Regions from separate parts of the Homo sapiens genome. Here region 1 is linked to region 2. A link is an interaction called in ENCODE POLR2A ChIA-PET data of the cell type or tissue named here. Cell type or tissue: MCF 10A. All regions are shown on one strand. Each heading gives the region's core, and the rest is flanking DNA. Links, peaks and the distances in the headings are about the cores only.

Region 1 (11,087 bases), core at 2,832-7,831, 150 kb before region 2:
ATTTTTATATTTTGAACTTTCTAGGTATTGATGCCAGATATAGTTCCAGCCGAGCTCATAAGATTTTGCTCTCAAATTCTTTTTGGGAATGAGATTTTTTTATTTTTTAGTGAATGTGTTTTTCCTTCAATAAACTTCAGAAACCAACTCTGAGTTTCAAAAATCTTTTTTTTCTTGAGATGTTAGTGCCAGAATCTGAACAGTCTCCTTTATTCAGCACACAGTTGCATCAGTTTAATTTTTTCAGGCTTATATACTAAATTAGGTTACAAAAATTCACCACACTTTTATCTGTGCATTGTGTTTTAAGTAAATCAAATTTAATTATGTTCTTTCTACCCTTTTTTCTTTTCTCCTGGCCTTTTCTTTGTTTTTTCTCTGAGCTAAATAGGTCATGCTTAAATCTATGAAGAAATAAATATGTGTGCATACTTAATGTATGACATATGAAAAATGTACAAATACATGTATGTATTTATGTATAGATAGGACTGTGTATCTGAAGTTTTTCCAGAAAGTAAAACCATGAGCCAACATATTCACTAAAGATAGCTTTCGCTTTTTTTCCACCAACCTTCAGCATTACTTTTAAACTTATAGTATGACTCTGAAATCATCAGTGCAAATAATATGGTTAGACTCCATAATAGGTGTATTCTTTAGAAAATTACTATTAATTTTGATGAAGTTTAGCAAATGAAAATTTGATAAACAACTTCATCTGTTTCCTTTGATTAAAAAGAAGAAAACAAGCTGGGCCCTGTGGCTCATGCCTTTAATCCCGGCACTTTGGGAGGCCGAGGTGAGAGAATTGCTTGAGCCCAAGAGTTCAAGACCAGCCTGGGCAACATGGTCAAACCTCATCTCTACAAAAAATACCCAAAAAATTAGCCAGATATGGTGGTGTGTACCTGTAGTCCCAGCTACTCAAGAGGCTGAGGCAGGAGGATTGCTTGAGCCCAGGAGGTTGAGGTTGCAGTGAGCCGTGATTGCACCACTGCACTCCAGAGAGTTATGTGCTGAAGCTCCCACATTATTGGCTTGCCTGGCTTGTCTGTGAAGTGGGAGTATGCCATGGGCTACTTCACTGGGGAGGACTGAGTATCAAGTGTAAGGCAGAAGAGTGAGACATACTCAAAATGTGGCAATTGCATTTGTTCAAGAAGTATGCAAAGCACCTGTCCAAGAACGACAAGGGGGGTAGGCACAGGCTTGAGGGATCTGTGAGAAAAAAGACAGAGGATGTGGCCTGGGAAACCACAGTGCCTTCCTCAGCCACAGCAGCTGCATTCATTATTTACTGCTGTCTAATGTCATCAGTCTGTTCTAATAGATGTTGTAATGGGATGAACAGCTTTATCTGTTTCCTTTGTGTGATTTGCACATATCCTGTGGGAGCTAAGGATATTGGAGTCAGGTGGTATGAGTTCCAATGCTGGCCCACGTCCTTTACTGGCTGGGTAACTCAGAGCATGTTTCTCAACCCATTTGAGCCTCAGTTTCCTCATCTGTAAAATGGGAACATGATATCTCGTGATGTTGTCGGGTTTAAATGGGAGAGTGCCATGTGACTGCTTAAACAGATGCCTAGAACATGAAAAGAACTCAATAAATTATAGTTTAGAAAAAGGCCTTGGCCACGAAAAGAGGTAAAATAAAAAAAGAGAGAAGGAAAAGCATCCCAGAAATGGGACTATAACATGTTTTACATACTGATATATGTCATATAGGTGAAATTACCTAAAATAAGAATGAGAGGAAATGGATATTTTAAAGCAGAAGCATTAAATTATGATTGATCTGATAAATTGTTGCAACCTTTTTATAGCACAGTCTAGTTGTTTCCAGTCAAAATGTAAGATATTTGTTCTCTATGACCAAGCATTTCCATTTCAGGAAATCCTCCTAAGGACATTCTCATGTAATGGCGCACGTGCAAGGATTTTCATATTTTCATATTTCAAATAGCAAAGCAGTGAGAATAAACAGAATAGTTCATTAAATGACAGTACCTCGGTACTATGGGATTCTATGAGATCAGGAGAGAGAATGGAGTTGAAAATTGGCTCAGATAATTGTCAATGATATATTTTTTGGGTAAAAACAAAAATATTGGCCCAGATAATTGTCAATGATATATTTTTTGGGTAAAAACAAAAATATTGGCCCAGATAATTGTCAATGATATATTTTTTGGGTAAAAACAAAAACAAAGTACAAGACAATATATGGGATGTGTACATGTGTATGTATATATGTATGTATGTGTATTGTTATGGATATATGCAAGCAATGTGTGTATGTATGTGTTCATGTATGTGTGGAGGGATGGGGCTGGACATGTATAGCCCAAATTATTAATAAATAATTTTTACCTCTGGGAAGTGTAAGTGGATGAAGGAGAAGTTTCTGCTTCTCTTACTTTCATATTATTCTGAAATCAAATATTTTATAGCAAGAATATCTATAATATTTTTACAATTTTGTAAAATGTCCTATTCAAAACATTTGATCCAGGCTCTTGTGTAGACCATTTCTGGAGAATAAAGATCTGTTTAATTTAACTTTGTGTCCATTCACACAGTGCCAGAAGGTAGTAGTGTCTCCAAGTGTTTGTCTAGTATGTCCATTTAAAAATGATTGTTCACTTGGCACGGTGGCTCATACCTGTAAACCCAACACTTTGGGAGGTTGAGATGGGTGGATCACTTGAGTCCAGGAGTTCACGACCAGCCTGGGCAACATGGCAAAATTTCATCTCTACAAAAAATACAAATTAGTCGGGCATAGTGGCAACACCTGTAGTTCTAGCTACTCAGGAGGCTGAGGTGGGAGGATCACTTGAGCCCAGGAGGTTGAGGCTGCAGTGTGCTGTGATCATCCCACTGCACTCCAGCCTGGGCAACAGAGTGAGACCCTGTCTAAAAACAAAACAAAACAACAAGAAAAATACAAAGACTATTAATTATTATTGATATGAATACTATTGAAAAAAAAGGTCGTGTTTGTGCTCTTTTAAGAACTATAGAGTTTTTATCATTAAAGCAACATATGTTAATAAATTTAATTGTTAGAGATATGCATGGCTTAGAACATGAAGGTTCTTTAATGGTTATTAACAGGGCATATATTTGCCAGATATTTTCTAAACCTATAGTGACATACATATCATATCATTATAATATAAATTTTTACAGAGGTGAGATCACCCTATACTTACCTGGCAGGGGAGATACCATGATCACGAGGTGAGATCACCCCACATAATTTATTCTAAAATGTATTTACTTACATGTCTTACATACTGATATATGTCATTATTTTTAATAAGTGTTGTATATTCAATGGTATGAATGAACCATAATTAATTTTTAATAATTACATCAGTCTCCTATTGATGGACATTAAGTTGTTGTCAATTTTTTTTGTTTTTGTTTTTGTTTTTGTTTTTTGAGACAGAGCCTTGCTCTGTTGCCTAGGTTGGAGTGCAGTGATGCAATCTCGGCCCACTGCAACCTCCGCCTCCTGGGTTCAAACAATTCTCCTGCCTTAGCCTCCCAAGTAGCCGGGATTACAAGCCTGTGCCACCATGACCAGCTAATTTTGTGTGTGTGTGTGTGTGTGTGTGTGTGTGTGTGTGTGTGTGTGTGTTTTGTAGAGGTGGGGTTTTTCCATGTTGGCCAGATTGATCTCAAACTCCTGGCCTCAAATGATCTGCCCCCTCCTCAGCCTCTCAAAGTGCTGGGATTACGGGCATAAGCCACCATGCTTGACCTGTTTCTAATTTTTACTAAGACAATGCTACAGTAACCATTCTTATACATAAAACATTTGTGGGAGCATTTCTGTGAAGTGAATACTTTGAAATGATATTGCTGGAATTTGGAAGGAATTTGGTTTTCCGAAAATTCCACAGCTGAGTGCGGTGGCTCACACCTGTAATCCCAGCACTTTGGGAGGCCGAGGCGGGTGTATCACTTGAAGTCAAGAGTTCAAGATGAGCCTGGCCAACATGGTGAAGCCCCGTCTGTAATAATACTAAAATTAGCCAGGCGTGGTGAAGTGCGCATGTAATCCCAGCTATTCAGAGGCTAAGGCAGGAGAATTGCTTGATTCGGGAGGCAGTTTGTGGTGAGTCGAGATTGCTTCACTGCACCCCAGCCTGGGCAACAGAGCAAGACTCCATCTCAAAAAAAAGAAAAAAAACAAAGGTTGTATCTATTTATGCTACTACCAAGTGAATAAGAATCATTCTTGTCCACATTCTAGCTAGCAACTTTGATTTATACCAGTCTGCTGGCCAAAAATGTACATTTTATTTGTTTTTATTTTACTTCATTTATTAGTAGAGATGTCCAATTTCCATAACTTTCTTAAGGACCATGATACTTGGAATACTGGAGTTGTTCTTGCCCGATAACATTGGGGGAAACACATACTGTGTTTTGTCACAGTATAAATTGGTTTGAGAACAATTTTAGAGCCAGACTTGAGAGCAGGTTTTAGTCTCCTAGAGAATATTTGTCATCTCAGAGTGATATGGAATTTCCTTGTATAGTTAAAATAGGTTTATATAGAGCATTGCTGGTTAAAACCCAAGTGCCATAAAGATAGATGTTCACACAGCCTCTCTGTTATGCACTAAAATCTTAAGCTTTAGAAATGGCTGAGAATAGTTATTGCTTTTTATAATCACTATACTATTCGGTTTCATATTGTGGTTTCCTCCTTTACTGTTTAGTGAATTTCAGCAATTTTGTTTTATCTCTTCTGTAAATGGCCTAAACTTCATTTAGATGAACTGAGAAGGAATCACCAAGGCCTTTATTTATTTTTTTAAAAAAACAAGTGAGAAAGCTTGGGGTAGGAGAACAGAATGCTGCACCATTTATTTTTTCTTTTTTGTCTTAGATGCCCAGGGGTTTTTGAGCTTCTTTGGCCATCTAAATTCATATTTATTAACTTAAATATAATTTAACCAGAGTCGAATTGTCTCGATGAGATTTCATAGCCACGAGCGACCATGAAACTGTCATTTGTCTCATTTGGGGAGGCACCAGAACTGATTACTCAGGAGATGATTGAAACTGCTGATCCCATTAATGCCATGGTTATTCTGGAGATAGTGCCCTGAGGGTGAAGATGGGTTGACCCACAGATTTGTTTGTATATAGACTTTAACCAGAGCCAGGCTGACTCAGAGGCAAACTGGAATTGCTGCAGGAAGTTTCCCAATGAATGTTTTTGTCATATTTTTTAGCTGCTCACTCACCACTGGCATACCATTAGCACCCAGTCTCCCTTCTGGAGGTGCCCACCAGGCAGATGGCAAAATGGCAGGTCCCAGCGCATGCTTCCTGCCGTGGCCACCAAGGGGCCAGCTTGTCCTCTGTCTGTCCCCTGGTTCAGCTTGGCTAAACTTGCATGTTCCTGTCTTCTGAGTTTGAGCTAAAAGGACAGGATGTTTGGAAGTCAGAATCATCAAGGCAGTAACTGAGGTGAGTGGGACAGGCAAGATAGTCGCGTGACATAACTTGTTACTTTGCTCCCTGTGGGTTCTCTTGTTTTGTGTTCATTTTCTAAGCCTGATTTAAACATCCATTCTTTGCTTCTTTCATCCTGAGAGGCCTGATTTGGTTCAGGGATCAATATCACCCCCTTGCCCATATAACTTGGGTAAATACTGATTGATTGGTCTCTAACCCAGTGCTTCCCTACTTTCTCTGATGTCATAGAATACACAGAAAATGATAGTGTTTGTGTGGCACCTGGAGTAAATGGAAGAAGCTGCTCAGGCTGGAGGTGATCACCAAATTGTCTCTGGCTGCCTCCAGTCCTGAAAAGACCAATAGCTCAGTACACCTGTTGCCTCAGTACACTGGTTTTGAAGCTGTGGTTGAAGCTAGTCATGATGACCTTATTCCTCTGCCAGGGATTGGTTAAGGGTAAACATAGGACCCAGCTCTGGTCAATGGGGAGCCATTTCTTAAAAAGCTGTCTGTTCTTGAAAATAGGCATGGCTGGGCCAGGTGCAGTGGCTCACGCCTGTAATCCTAGCACTTTGGGAGGCCAAGGCAGGCGGATCACGAGGTCAGGAGATTGAGACCATCCTGGCTAACATGGTGAAATTCCGTCTCTACTAAAAATACAAAAAATTAGCCAGGCGTGGTGGCAGGCGCCTGTAGTCCCAGCTACTCGGGAGGCTGAGGCAGGAGAATGGCGTGAACCCAGGAGGCGGAGCTTGCAGTGAGCTGAGATTGTGCCACTGCACCCCAGCCTGGGCAACAGAGCAAGACTCCGTCTCAAAAAAAAAAAAAAAGGCATGGAGGCCAGGTGCAGAGGCTCATACCTATGATCCCAACACTTTGGGAGGTCAAGATGGGAGGATCACTTGAGCTCAGGAGTTCAAGACCAGCCCGGGCAACATGGCAAGACCCATCTCTATTTAAAAAAAAAAAAAAAACATGGTAAAAAGAAGTGATCCTTTTTTTTGGAGTGGAGATGTGAGAGCTTCAAGGATGGCAGCTATATTGCAACCATGAGGGAATGTTACGTAAGAAGAATGGGCCGGGTGGAAAAATAGAAGAAGCCTGGGACTTTTACGATATTGCTAATCTGTTGACCTCACCAACCTTGGCACTGCCCTACCTGGAGATACTGAGAATATAGATCCATATTATTAAAGTTATTTTCACTTTTTGTTTGTTTTTTTTTTTTTTACTGTAAAAAGCATTCTGATACAATATAAGCTCAGGACTTGAAGGTCAGGACTTATAGAAGAATTGTCCAACAACAACAACAAAAGTATTCAAAATGAAAAACTTTTTAGGAAACATATAATAAAAATTGGAGATGTGCTGATATAAGGAAAATGTTTAAGTTCAGAATAAGATGGGCAGGAATAGAAAGAAATTGTTTAAAATTCACAGTTCTTTATTTTAAAAAGTATGGGATTTTTAAATTAACATGATAGTTTGTTTTTGTTTTTTGTTTGTTTTTTTGGGGGGGGGGTTGGCTTTTTGTTGTTGTTGTTTTGAGATGGAGTCTCACTCTGTCACCCAGGCTGGAGTGCAGTGGCACGATCCCGGCTCACTGCAACCTCCGCCTTCCAGTTTCAAGCGATTCTCCTGCCTCAGCTTCCTGAGTAGCTGGAATTACAGGCATGCGCCACCGTGCCCAGCTAATTTTGTACTTTTAGTAGAGATGGGGTGTTACCATGTTGGTCAGGCTGGTCTCGAGCTCCTGACTTCGTGATAGTTGTCTTAACCAGAAATATTTACCAGTGTCTCAGTGAAATGCTAGAGAACTGGAAAGGATTCCAATTAACAATTGTGAGAGGCAGAAGAGCACACAAGTCAAGAGCCTGAAATTTGGAGCCAAACTGTGTAGGTTCAAAGCCTTCATCTGCTACTTCCTGGCTGTGATTTCATGTAAGTTATTTAACCTCTCTATGCCTCAGTGTTCTCATCTGTAAAATGGAGATAATAATAATAGTCCCGACCTCAAAGTTATTGTGGAGTTTATATTTATAATAAACAGGAACAGAGTATGGCACATATGAAGTACTATATAAGTGCTTGTTATTATTAATCTACAATTATCACCTAAACCTATACCTGTGCAAACAAAAAGTCACTTAAACACAAATGCTTCTACTACTTCACAGTCACTAAAATAACTAAAATTAAGAAGACCTATAATACCACATTTTGGCAAAGATGTGGGATAACCAGATCTCTCATATATTGGCAGTGTAAAATGGTATGACCTTTTAGGAAATTATTTGGCAGTTAAACGTACATTCATCCTATGATCTGTTAGCTCTATTCATGCACATTTATTCAAGAGAAATGAAAACATATGCATGTGCACACACATGCATACACACACAGCTTGTAAAAGAATATTCATAGCTTATAACTTCTAATACCCCCAAACTGAGAACAACTGATTTCCATTAACAAGAGAGGAGATAAATAAACTATACTATATTCATGCAATGGATACTACTCAGCGATCAGAAAATGAATGAATTGCTAATACATGCAACACCATGAATGAATATCAAAAACATTTTGCTCAGTAAAAGAAGCCAGGTATTAAAAAATACATACTCCATAATTCAATTTGTATGAAGTTCTACAACAGGAAAAACTAATCTATTGTGATAGAAATCTGAATAGTGGTTGTTATGGGAGGTAGGGAAAGATTGGCAGAGGTAGCTTTCTGGAAAAGTTTTATATCTTGGGGGGGATGTGGATAACATGGCTGTAATACCTAAAATATGTATTTTTATTATGCATCATTTATAGTGTAATTTTCTAAATGAAACAAAAAGCAGTAACAGACACTGCCCAGGTTTTGAGTAGTAAATGCACAAGATGAGCATCTTTTTATCCCAGGTAGCAAGGAAGCTGACAAATACTACTGGTAGCAAGGAAGCTGACAAATACTACTAAAACCATGTCACAAGGACTTGGAAACTGGCTTGAAGAGGCTCTCACTCACCAAAATGGCCCAATCTGAATATCAGTAAAGAAAATTTTAAAAAAAGAAAATAACTTTAATGGATTGAAACACATAAATTATATTTAAATGCATATGTTCATAATGACAAAATGCACTTTGACCACCCTTGAAAGTACCCAACTCGTTATTTTGGAAACTGGCAAATAAAGATAAAGAGTCAAACATTTTCTCTGCCTTTCTTGTATGAATTATACTACTGGGTAACCAATTAATAGATAAGGAAAAAAATCTCTCATTATAGAAATATTCTCACTAGTAAGTAAGGGATAATAGAATTAGAATGCCATCATACTGCCACTTCTAATTAATTAAATGATATAGCTGTTGAGCATTAGCAGCTGCTAATGTCACAAAAAGAAATGGCTCTTCTAATGAAAAAACACAAGTGGCGACCTATGAGATAGTATTGCCAAAAAAGATCTAACTGAAATCTGATAAAGCCTTGGGACTCAACCAACCTACAGGAACCATGGTAAACAGAGGAACATTTAAGTGACACCAAGGGAATGCAATCAGCAAAACTTAGGTGCTAGGAGAATTTACAGGATAAACAGCCTAGTTTCTTCAACAAATGAATTGCAATGAGAGAGAGAGGAGAGAAAAAGAGAGAGATGGATGGAACAGGAACCTGTAGGTTAACAGAGACCTAAGGAAAATATCAACCAGTTGCAAAATGTGGAGCTTTTTTTTATTTTGATTCAAACAAACTTGGGGAAAAAAGACATTAATCAGATAATTGGATATTTGAAGACTAGAGATCTGATGATATTAAGGAATTACTGTTAACTTTTTTAAGTATTTAGGGTTATGTTTAAAAAAGAGTCCTTATCTTTTATATTGAATTATTTACAGATGAAATTACTTAAGTCTTGGTTTTGCTTCAAAATAATACATATAGGAGGACAGAAAGTAGGCAAGAATATAAATGAAACAATATTAGCCAGGTGTTGATAACTTGAAACTAGGTGGAAAAATGGGAGGTGGTTATGACACTGGTCTTTGACTTTTTGTGTGTACTTGAAATTTTCCACTACAAAAACTTTTTTGTTTTGGTTTTAAAGGAATACAAAGGGAGAGAGAAAGGGGAAAACAAAACTCCAGGTTCTGCAGAAAGACAGGAAGGAAATCTAACAGAATGCCTGAGTGTTAACCCCTGGATGCATTCCACCTTGTCTACAATGGCCAAATGGAAAGGCCATTTGTAAGAGCATGGGCCCTGGGTTCAAATCCTGTTCTTCTACCCCCAACTGGGGAGACTTATGCTACCAGACATCTCCGTGCTTCAGTTTCCCATTTGTAAAATGGATTTCAAGAATGAACTTTGAATACCCTTTTCTCTTCATTTTTCCAAACACAGAGATGAGACTCAATTTTACAAAGTTTATGTGCGTCACCTAAAAAACTGCACGTGCCTTATGGTAAAACCAAGTCAAAAGTCATGGCCTTCAACCTGTGAAACAGACAGAAAGGAAACCCCTATCATGCCTGCTTCTCTCCCTACCTCTTTTCATCTCTGTTTTTCCATTTATGGTTAAGAAAACAAGAAAATTCGCCGAGCACAAAAGTTTTCCCTCTTTTTCTGTCTAGAGGGGAATATGAGTAATGAACTTTTCCATCAGGGTTGTTTTTCCTGGACATAGTGCACCCCCTCCAGCTGCTAAAACATGTGATCCTGAAGGAGACCTTAAATAAACTTAAATGTTCCTTATCGGTCAGTCCCAGTTTGTACTAAATTATGAATTAATTTTCTGTATTTGGTACTTTTCCTTTTTAAACAGAAGTTCTATTCATTCAAAATATTAGTTGAGAACTTTCCAGGTTCCACGTGTTATAGCCCTGAACAAGGCAGAAATGGTCCTGAAACCAACTAACCTGTGGCTGGCTCTTTCCTGACCTCCAGTCTTAATCCAGGAGCTCACTCTCCCCATACAGCGTTCTCCACCCCTCTTTATCATGTCCTCCTGCTTTATTTTCCTCCTAAGTCTTACTCTTGTCTGAAATTACCTCATTTATGAATTAAATTATTTTTTGTTTCATGCCACCCTCTGGATACCTCTCCTGCTCACTGCTGTTCCCCCACCACTTAGCACCATGCCCAGCAGAGCTAGCTACATAATTTACCAGACTCTACATATCTTTTCTGTGTCTATAGCCAAATACCACAGACTGGGTAATTTATAAAGAAAACAGATTTATTTGGCTCATGGTTCTGGAGGCTGGGAAGTCCAACAACATGGCACTGGCATCTGGCAGGGTCATCCCATGGCTGAAGGCAGAAGGGTGCACAGGTTCACAGGAAGAAACAGGAAAAATGTGGGCTGAACTTATCTTTTATTAGAAGCCCACCTCCATGATAACTCATCTACTTCTGTGACAATGAATTAATAATCCATTATCATGTCTTGAAGGTCCCACTTCTTTTTTTGTTTGTTTATTTGTTTGTTTTTGAGGCAGGGTCTCACTGTGTCACCCAGGCTGAAGTGTAGTGGCAGAGTCTTGGCTCACTGCAGCCTCAACCTCCCAGGCTCAAGTGATTCTCCTACCTCAGCCTCCTGAGT
Region 2 (11,087 bases), core at 2,833-7,832:
AGCTTTTTTCATACTATATAAAAGGCTGATTATATCTTGCCTTTTGTAGCAAATTATAAAGTACATTATTTTTGCAAAATACTTGCTACGTTAAAATGTTTTTCCAAGACCTCTCTTCATCCTAAAATGTTCAGATCATTCTCTTTCGAAACACCTCTGCTTGCTGATTGGTCTTTTTTCCAGTTGGTCACCTTTCTAGCACTACCAGATCTTCATTTGAGAGTGCTTTTGTTTGAAAATTATGCAGTCTCCAGCGTTATTTCAACAGCTTCATAAAATTCTGAAATTTTTACAGGATTTGCAATACCATGTTTTAATCAGTGTATTACATACACTGTATTTTCAGATGTTTTATAAGCAGGGAGAGATTGACAAATATTTTGAGATGATGAAAAGTATTTTCAGATGTTTATAAGCAGGGAGAGATTGACATATTTTGAGATGATGAGATGAAAGTGTTAAGGATATCTTGTTTGGAAGAGAAATAATTTTATAATTGATCAGTTCTTGATTGACTTTTCATGTTATGATAATGTTCATATCTCTATACAATTCAAAATGATGGGGAATTAGAAAATTTACATAATGAGAATACCTGTGCTAAAAATCGGTACCAATTTAACTTTTTTTGTTGTTTGTTTTTGAGATGGAGTCTAGCTCTATTGCCCAGTCTGGAGTGCAGTGGCGTGATCTCAGCTCACTGCAACCTCTGCCTCCCGGGTTTGATCAATTCTCCTGCCTCAGCCCACAGAGTAGCTGGGATTACAGGCATGCACCACCACAGCTGGCTCATTTTTTGTATTTTTAGTGGAGATGGGGTTTCACCATGTTGGCCAGGCTGGTCTTGAACTCCTGACCTCAGGTGATCCACCTGCCTCAGGCTCCCAAAGTGCTGGGATTACAGGCATGAACCACCACGCCTGGCCTCCAATTTAACTTTAATTTCTACTGACTCTGGTGTGCATATAGGTATCTGTCTAAGCCTAAATTTTCCTTTTCCTGTGTCAGTATATTCTTTGCTTTGGCAAAACATAAAAGATAAATTTATGAAAACAATATTACTCACCTCCCCGTATGTACCTCAAACCAATTATTCAAACATCCTGTCATTGAATTGTACAGTTCTCCAAAAGGGTTTTCGATATTCCCGTGTTCATTGTTAATTGTTTTATAAACATCAGGAATTGGAACCACTTTTCTCATCTTTGTAATTCTTTGGAAACGTCCCCAACCTTTTATAACTGGTTACTAATTAAGAGGCAAAGAGCTTTTTTTTTTTTAATGGATAACTGGCTTTTTACTGGATTAATTCTTAGTTGAATTACTTACATTTTATTTATTTTCTCCAACTGTTTAATCAAAACAGTAATGCTTTACTCTTTTTGATGGTATTAACAGTCCTGGACTATTTCAACTTAAAGATTTTATTTGAAGAAACTCCAAGTAGGTGTTTTAATAACAAGTTAGGTTTTTAAATGTTTTGTTTATCAAGACAGCTTTATTTTGACTTGCTGATACTTGTTAAGAGGTGAAATTGCCAGGTGTGGTGGCTCACACCTATAATCCCAGCACTTTGGGAGGCTGAGGTGGGTGGATCATGAGGTCAGGAGATCAAGACCATCCTAGCCAACATAGTGAAACCCCGTCTCTACTAAAATACAAAAAAATTAGCCAGGCATGGTGGTGCACACCTGTAATCCCAGCTGCTAGGGAGGCTGAGGCAGGGGAATTGCTCAAACCCAGAGGCAGAGATTGCAGTGAGCCGAGATCATGCCACTGCACTCCAGCCTGGTGACAGAATGAGACTCCGTCTCAAAAAAAAAAAAAAAAAAAAAGAGGTGAAATTGGTAAATTTTATTCACTTCTAGAAGAGTTAACAGCTAGGTCTTGGTTCTCATGCTTTTTCATCTTCTAGGATAAGCAAGGACTTCCTTGGTGGCTTGGAATAAGCTATAAGGGAATTGGCCAATATGATATACAAGACAAGGTGAAGCCTCGGAAGGTAAGTGTGGATCACTTTAGGAGAACTTTGAACTGTTCAAAACATGTTAATCACAACATAGTTGAAAAGCACACACCATTAGGTTGTTGGGGTTTTTTTGGTTTTTTTTGAGATGGAGTCTCACTTTGTCGCCCAAGCTGGAGTGCAGTGGGCTGATAGTGGCTCACTGCAACCTCCACCTCCTGGGTTCAAGCGAGTCTCCTGCCTCAGCCTCCCAAGTAGCTGGGATTACAGGCACACGCCACCACACCCGGCTAATTTTTGTACTTTTAGTAGAGACGGGGTTTTGCCATGTTGGCCAGGCTGGTCTCAAACTTCTGACCTCAAGTGATCTGCCCACCTTGGCCTCCCGAAATGCTGGGATTATAGGCGTGAGCCACAAGCACACACCATTAGGTTTCTATTTTATGTTAGTATGAACAGGATGATGCCATTTATTTTATAAATTTTATATGTACATTTATGCATATACATATTTGAATTGGATGGTAGACATATAAATGAATAATAAAGACATGACCCAAAAGTTTTGGTGCTAGTGATCTCTCAATGATGCAGGTATAAGTCTTCTTTCTTCTGCTGCTATTATCTCTGTTTCACCATTTTCTGCAGTGAACATGTCTGCTTTTTGTAGAGAAAAATCAGTTGTGTGCTATTTATGAAAGGGTCACAGGCCAGGCATGGTGACTCCTGTCTGTAATCCCAGCACTTTGGGAGGCCAAGGTGGGTGGATCAGAAGGTCAGGAATTTGAGACCAGCCTGGCCAACAAGGTGTAACCCCGTCTCTACTAAAAATACAAAAATTAGCCACGTGTAGTGGCAGGCATCTGTAATCCTAGCTACTCGGGAGGCTGAGGCACGAGCATTGCTTGAATCTGGGAGGCAGAGGTTGCAGTGAGACAAGATTGTGCCACCGCACTCCAGCCTGGGCAACAGAGAGAGACTCCATCTCAAAAAAAAAAAAAAAAAAAAAAAAAAGAGGGTCACAATCTATCAGATTTGGATTTCCAGGGTTAAATAACTAACATTAATGTCCATTTAAAATTTTACTATGAAGCTGTTTTTTTAAAAAAATTCATTATTAGCTGGGTGCGGTAGCTCACACCTGTAATCCCAGCACTTTGGGAGGCTGAGTCGGGTGGGTTGCCTGAGCTCAGGAGTTTGAGATCAGCCAAGGCAACAAGGTGAAACCCCGTCTCTACTAAAATACAAAAAATGAGCTGGGCATAGCGGCATGCGCGTATAGTCCCAGCTCCTCGGGAGGCTGAGGCAGGAAAATTGCTTGAACCTGGGAGGCAGAGGTTGCAGTGAGCCGAGATCACGCCACTGCACTTCAGCCTGGGCGACAGGGTGAGACTTCATCTCAAAAAAAAAAAAAATTCATTATTATTATTATTTTTTGAGATGGAGTCTCGCTGTGTTCCCTTGGCTGGAGTGCAGTGGCCTGATCACAGGTCACTGCAGCCTCGATTTCCCTGGCTCAAGCAATCCTTCCACCTCAGCCTCCCAAGTAGCTTGGACTACAGACACATGCTACCATGCCCAGATCATTTTTAGAAAGTTTTTTGCAGAGACAAAGTCTGACTATTTTTCCCAGACTGGTCTTGAACTCCTGGGCTCAAGCGATCTTCCCACCTTAGCCTCCCAAAGTGCTGGGATTACAGGCACGAGCCACTGTGCTCAGCTGAATCTGCTTCTCTTGATCCAAGCTCAAGTGTACAACACGTTTTTGCCCATATTAGAGTTGAAGAATCCATATAGATCACCATGCAGCTGCTCTTGGCTTCCTTTGGTATGACAGTGACATCAAGACTGACTCATGCTGCCCTGGTTGGTTTTGCCACTCTCCCTGTGCCATCCTGCCATCACTGAAAGCACAGGAGTAAAACAATGGCCTCTAATAACAGACCATGGTCAGCTACCTGCATTATCACAACCTGACATCACAGCCTTAAATAACTCCTGTAATTTCCATCTGTCTCTTGCTTTCATGTGTGTTAGAAAAACAGCCAATCTCTTTATAAAACAGCCCTATAATCATACGTACTCTTCATCTTCTAAGTGTCCATGCAGCTTGAATCATTGCACACAGTCTTCTATGAGTTATGAAAATAAATAAAACCCCCTCTTTTCCCCATTTTATGGTTGTGAAACTGACACAGATAACACAAAAGGGTAGATTAGGGAAAGCCATATCCCCTCTGCCACCCACCTCCAATACTGATCCAGCTTTCCTGGATCAGGCTAGTAGGGCGTTGAGGCTTCTTACTAGAAATTATTGATAAGGCCGAGGGTGGTGGCTCATGCCTGTAATCCCAGTGCTTTTGGAGGTCAAGATGGGAGGACTACTTAAGGCCAGGAGTTCAAGACCAGCCTGAGCAATGTGACAAGACCCCATCTCTACAAAAAAAAAGAAAAAGAAAACTTAACAAATTAGCCAGGCATGGTGGCAAATGCCTGTAGTCCCAGTTATACAGGAGGCTGAGGTAGAAGGATCACTTGAGCCTGGGAGGTTGAGGCTGCAATGAACTATGATCATGCCACTGCACTCCGGCCTGGGTGACAGAGCAAAACCTTGTGTCAGAAAAAAAAAAAAAAAAATCAATGAAAACAACAGCGCATCATTCAACAAGCAGTAGAGGACAATGAGAGAGCATGTTTGTAATCATACTGTTAACATTTTTATTCTATAAGCTCTGTGACCAAGATCAATTTAAGGAATACTTAATTAATTTCCAGGAGGAGTATAAGTACTATTGTTCCTGCTTATATTTCAAAATTGACTTCTAAAACCTAATTTCTAATCAATAATATTAGAAATGAAGGATACCCAATTTTTTCAAATATTTTTTAAAATCAATTTTATTTATTGTTAGCTTTTTTTTTTTTTTTTACCCAGAGTAAGAAATACTCATGAGGGCAAGGAAGAAAAAATGGCAGCAAACACTACAAAAAAATGCTTTAGGGGAAGAAGTCTTCTGCAATCCCCATTTTTCCTCCATGACAACCAGCAACTGTTAAAAAAATGGTACCAGTTCATTTAGATTTTGTCAGTGTATATTCTAAGCATTTACAAAGACAGAGAAATCTAATATATACAGTGTTTCATACCTTGCCATATTTCTCTAGCTCACTTATAAACCGATTTCTTTTCACTTTTTTAAAGCTGCCTAGTGCTTCATGATGTGGAAATACATAATTTATTTAACCACTTCACTTTTGATGGACATCATACTTGTTTCCATTTGTAGGAGTGGAGAGAGTTTGCAGAGCATAATAAAAAAACCCAGTCAAACAAATACCTTACCCTAGTTTATCTATTTTGCAAGACCAAAATGCTGTCTATCATGTTTTCTTAAGGTAGACCTCACTTGTATTGAGATTTTTTTGCTAACTTATTTCTCTTCTGAATTTTACTTAAGAAATAACACTCAGGAGTCTTACTGGTTTTTCTGAATCTTCCATGTAAAATATTAGGACAACTCACAAGTAATTTATTAGCTAATGTGGCTTGATAAGATTGAGCTTCCAGCAGAATGTAAATGCATCTGCTAACAGCAACCAGGCTTTGTCCCAAAACAGTAGTGAATCAGAATCTGCACAGTAAATATTGCAGTTAATTTCCTCTCCTGTACTTATGACTCACAGGCCTTTCTTTACGTTCACAGTTTCATAGAAATTGGCAAATACTTCTTGACACTGATCATAATCAGTTTTGCTTGTTCATTCCAGAGTCTAGAAAAGGGTCAGAAGCTACTTCCTTTTTTGGATTTGCAGGGTTTTTTTATTTCAGTTCCAAAACATGCCACTCCATTTTTAAAAAGACCCTACACAGTCCATCTTTTGTTATCGCTTTTTTTCTTTTTTTTCTTTTTTTTTTTCTTTTTTTTTTTTTTTTTTTTTGAGACGGGGTTTCGCTCTGTTGCCCAGGCTGGAGTGCAATGGCACGATCTTGGCTCACTGCAACCTCCACCTCCTGGGTTCAAGTGATTCTCCTACCTCAGCCTCCCGAGAAGCTGGGATTACAGGTGCCTGCCACCATGCCTGGCTAATTTTTGTATTTTTAGTAGAGACAGGTTTTCACCATGCTGGCCAAGCTGGTCTCGAACTCCTGACCTCAGGCAATCCACCTGCCTCGGGCCTCCCAAAGTGCTGGGAATACAGGCGTGAGCCACCATGCCCGGCCCATGTTATCACTTTCTTGCCTTCTCTTTCTCCGTTTTTTTTTTTGGGGGGTGTCTACTCTGTGCCATTGTTTATTTCTTCCTTTCTTCTTTTGTTAAAATCTGACAATGGATTTTGCTTCCATATATTTATTTTTTATGTCCAGACAATGTAAGGATTGAGGCTGTTTTACAAGTCCCTCTCCTGGCCTAGTTTGCACAAATGAAAGAATGCATAATTTAAAGGACCATGAGCACAGCCTTCTATTAAAGGAGGATCATGCTTCAGCTGTTTGTGTGGACCTGTGCAGGCTGCAAGTTTACCAATGGACCAGCAGGAATGAAGGTCAAATTGGCAAACTGTAATGAAACAAAGGCTATAATGAGAGGCCTTAAGGTGCTCAGCCTCTTGAGCCACATCCCGTCTTGTTACAATTATGTGGCTTAAAAGCAGGCCAGAAGAAGGGAAATTTACTGAGAATAAGTACTAAGAATAAGAAAACTGATGCCGAAAGGCTGTTTTGAAAAGGAGTTGTTCCAAGATCTCCCAGCAGTGACCTTCAGACCTTTCTGTATCAGTTATCACCTGTGAATGTTAAGGGCAGGGAGGTATTTGTTTGACCTCCCAGGGCATCCAGCAGATGCTCTTCAAGTCTTTTATTTATATGGCTTTTTTTTGCCAGTCTGGGGTGCCAACAAGTTGTTTTCAACCAGTGTGTAGTGTAGTACAGTGATGCAGGGAAAGAGTTTGGGAGACATCCCAACCTCTGCCCCTGGTGTCTATTTACTGTGCCACCTTGAGCATGTTGTTTAATCTCTCTTTAAAAGTGGTTTTCTCATCTGCACAAGGGTATTGCCACCAACTGTGTAGGGTGGTTGTAAGACCTAGAGGACAAATTTAGCACCATAGCTGATACGCCATCATCATTAGTAGTAGTGAGAAGACAGACAATAAAAGAGTATGGGAAATATTCTTGGATCACTGGTTAGAGAGGGACACAACATTGCTACAAGCCCACAGCTTTAGTGTACTAAGAATCCACTCTCAAATTTTCTTTCTTTTTTTTTTTTTTTTTCGAGATGGCATTTCACTCACTCTTGTTGCCCCGGGTGGAGTGCAATGGCACGAGCTCAGCTCAGCTCACTGCAACCCCTGCTTCCCGGGTTCAAGGAATTCTCCTGCCTCAGCCTCCCAAGTAGCTGGGATTACAGGCATGCGCCACCATGCCTGGCTAATTTTGTATTTTTAGCAGAGATGGAGTTTCACCATGTTGGTCAGGCTGGTCTCGAACTCCTGACCTCAGGTGATCCACCTGCCTGAGCCTCCCAAAGTTCTGGGAATAGAGATGTGTGCCACTACACCCGGCCTCCACCCTCAAATTTTCTGTTTTCGGAGATGTGTGAGCACTTCTTTCACCTCCTAATTCATTAAGCATCATGCCTGAAGGTGTGACGCAAATTAAAGGAAAAATTTTTAATCCAAAATTACAAACCACAAACATTCAGGGTATTAAAAATTAAGACAATAAGCAGCTTTACTTTTTAATCCTCCCTTTGTGTATGAATATGTCATTGCAAACTCTTAGAGAATGTGAAAACGTACCAGAACTCAACTGAATTCCAAATGGTAAGACATTTGGACTTAGAGACTGATGAAGTTTCACTTAAAGAAAAAAAAAAAAGCAGCCTTGTGTTCCTTCTAAGTATTTATTGTTCAGTATTTCAAGGAAAAATGTCTGTTCTTCATAAAGAAGCAGACAGTGGGTCAGAGACTGAGCCAAGTATTAGTCTATGTCATGACAGATTTGTATCCCTTCGGCAAATACTTCCCCTGGAAAACCAGAGCCTGTCAGATGGCAGAGATAAAATGACATACTGTCGAGGTGTCCATAGTGGGACAAAATGCTTCTCAAGATAAGTATCTTTTTGCCTTATATCATGCCAAGAAAGACTTGAGGTGAACTTCATCACCACAGGGCATGTGAAGGTGGGAAAAGTCTCTTAGCTTTCTGTTTCTGTCTCTATATATATTGGAATTCCCAAATCCCTAAAGCCAAATGAATTAAGTAACAAGCACAAAAGTCTTCCTGTTTTCTTCTCATACAACTACAAGGTTATTTTATTTAAAGACAGTGACTTGGTTATTTCTTTAAGCACAGCTATCTTGAGCATTTCTAAGCTCTTCTTTCCACCATGACCATACCACCTTGGACCTAGATTAGAAGCTACTTCTGACACTGCTGAAATTCTAGATGAGATTAACTGTAGGAGAAGAGAACATGGGTTGTTCTCTTTCTACATTAATGCCAAATAAAGCATGGTATGGAAGAAAATAATTGGATTTTAGAATGTCAACCAGAGACTGGTCCATCCTGTTTATAAAGTGTGTATCTAAGCTTTAACCACACCAGTAATCAATCTGATTGTTAAAACCTTCTGCAGAGTCAGTGGGAGGAGAACTCCCATCCTACAGCATGGATTTGAAATAAGAACCAGTTCTGCATTTCCACTTACCAGCTGGCTGACTCAGAGCTGTCACTCAACTTTCTGGGCCTTCATTTTTTTCAGCTATCAAATTGAGATAACTCTTGTCTGCTGTCCACCTCACAGATCATTGTGAGGACCCAATGAGTTAGTGAGTTATTTCACTGAGTGGGTTATTTTCCCCTCCACACCATACTTTAATTTATAGAAAGTGTATTGTACAGCATGGTCTTTCTCTTCCCCTCCCATAGTTGATCGCAATTAGAATTTTAAGCAGTTCTCGTAAAACATGGAACTTTTAGAAAATTGGTTAGGTATTGGTGAAGAAGATGGAAAGAGGGAGGCCTAGGCAGGCTCCTCTGTCATTTGGAAAGTACCAACTCTGAGTGCAAGGGCAGCTGGGTGGTATTGTCTCTAGGTGGGTGGCCCTGGGCAAAGCTTTAACTCAAGATGTTCTTTTTTTTTTTTTTTTGAGATGGATTCTCGCTCTGTTGCCCAGGCTGGAGTGCAGTGGCGTGATCTTGGCTCACTGCAACCTCCACCTCCCAGGTTCGAGCCATTCTTCTGCCTCACCCTCCTGAGTAGCTGGGACTACAGGCGCACGCCACCACGCCCAGCTAATTTTTGTATTTGTAGTAGAGATGGGGTTTCACCACGTTGGCCAGGCTGGCCTCGAACCCCTGACCTCCTGATCCGCCTGCCTCAGCCTCCCAAAGTGCTGGGATTACAGGTGTGAGCCACCGCGCCTGGCATAACTCAAGATGTTCTATTACTAAAAATAAGGAAAAATAGATCCTAGGGGAGATCAGTAGTTTCTGTCACACTGTATTTGTTTCCTTTGAAGTCTTTGGAGGGATGGTTGGTGAGAAACAAGTAAGCAAAGAAATAAAGACATAAATTTGTAATTATCTTTGATGGAAACAAATGAGATGGGGGACAGTAATGGGATGCAGGGAGGGGACATTTGGTGTGTTCAGGGAAAGCCTCTCTGAGGAAGGTGATGTTTAACCTGAGACCCGAAGGGCAGAAAGCTCATAAAGAACAGTATGGCTTGTTCTCATCAAAGAACAGGGTATGCCGATGGGAAGGAGATAGGCATGTTAGAAACCCAGGAGAAGGCTGGTTGCAGTGGCTCAGCCTATAATCCCAGCACTTTGGGAAGCCGACGTAGGCGGATCACTTGAGGTCTGGAGTACCAGACCAGCCTGGCCAACATGGTGAAACCCTATCTCTACTAAAAATACAAAAATTAGGCCAGGCGTGGTGGCTCATGCCTATAATCCCAGCACTTTGGGAGGCCGAGGTGGGTAGATCACCTGAGGTGAGGAGTTGGAAACCAGCCTGGCCAACATGGTGAAACCCCGTCTCTACTAAAATACAAAAAATTAGCCGGGTGTGGTGGTGGGTGCCTGTAATCTCAGCTACTCAGGAGGCTGAGGCAGGAGAATTGCTTGAACCCGGGAGGTGGAGGTTGCAGTGAGCCAGGATCACACCATTGCACTCTAGCCTGGGTGACAGAGTGAGACTCTGTCTAAAAAAATAAATAAAATAAAAATAAAAATACAAAAATTAGCCAGACATGGTGGCGGGTGCCCATAATCCCAGCTACTTGGGAGGCTGAGGCAAGAGAATTGCTTGAACCCAGGAAGCGGAAGTTACAGTGAGCCAAGATGGCGCCACTGCACACCACTGTAGCTGGAGCTTACGGAGTTCCGTGTAGAAATGGAAGATGCTGCTAGAAGAAAAGGAAGTGGCTGCCAGACAGGCAGAACCATCAGATGTCCATTGTTTTTTCTTTTTTTTTTTTTTGAGACGGAGTCTCACTCTGTCACCAGGCTGGAGTGCATTGGCCCGATCTTGGCTCACAGCAACCTCTGCTTCCCAAGTTCAAGTGATTCTCCTGCCTCAGCCTCCCGAGTAGCTGGGAGTATAGGCATGTCCCACCACGCCCAGCTAATTTTTGTATTTTTAGTAGAGACGGGGTTTCACCATGTTGGCCAAGATGGTTTCGATCTCTTGACCTCGTGATCCACCCGCCTCGGCCTCCCAAAGTGCTGGGATTACAGGCATGAGCCACGGTGCCTGACTGTCCATTGTTTTTTCTATTCCTTTACATGTCTAAGCATTTACCACATGGTTGAACTGTTGGCACATGAAGAAAAATGAAAGATAGCTCATAAATAGGATTGACTAGTCTGAATGCAGAGAAAAGCAATTAGTACATAAAGCACTGTAAAAAATAGTTCTATGAAGAGGCATAAACAGTAAAGATTTATTTTCTTTCTTTCTTTCTTTTTTTTTTTTTTTTAAAGACATAGGTTCTAACTCTGTTGCCCAGGCTGGAGTGCAGAGTCATAATGATAGTTCACTGCAGCCTCAAACTCCTCAGTTCAAGCAATCCTCCCACCTTAGCCTCTCAAGTAGCTAGGACTATAGGC

Evidence for each region. Peaks named below come from ENCODE experiments on the same cell type or tissue, not always from the same donor. Only the 100,000 strongest peaks of a DNase experiment are listed, where the experiment ranks them.
Region 1: POLR2A ChIA-PET joins it to region 2 with 7 read pairs; 2 of 35 experiments call an interaction of 5 or more read pairs at or near these places.

What each region holds. Positions count from the first base shown.
Region 1 is chr3:69,358,625-69,369,711 of GRCh38, reverse strand. The region is part of intron 1 of FRMD4B (FERM domain containing 4B); the gene reads left to right. Among named protein-coding and RNA genes, the nearest start is that of FRMD4B, 22 kb to the left of the region's middle. In MCF 10A, for the core only: no CTCF peak of the experiment used is centred there; a DNase peak (open chromatin) is centred at 5,161.
Region 2 is chr3:69,207,178-69,218,264 of GRCh38, reverse strand. FRMD4B (FERM domain containing 4B) reads left to right here. Exons shown (of 23, transcript NM_015123.3): 11 at 1,916-2,002. Among named protein-coding and RNA genes, the nearest start is that of LMOD3, 90 kb to the right of the region's middle. In MCF 10A, for the core only: no CTCF peak of the experiment used is centred there; a DNase peak (open chromatin) is centred at 5,624.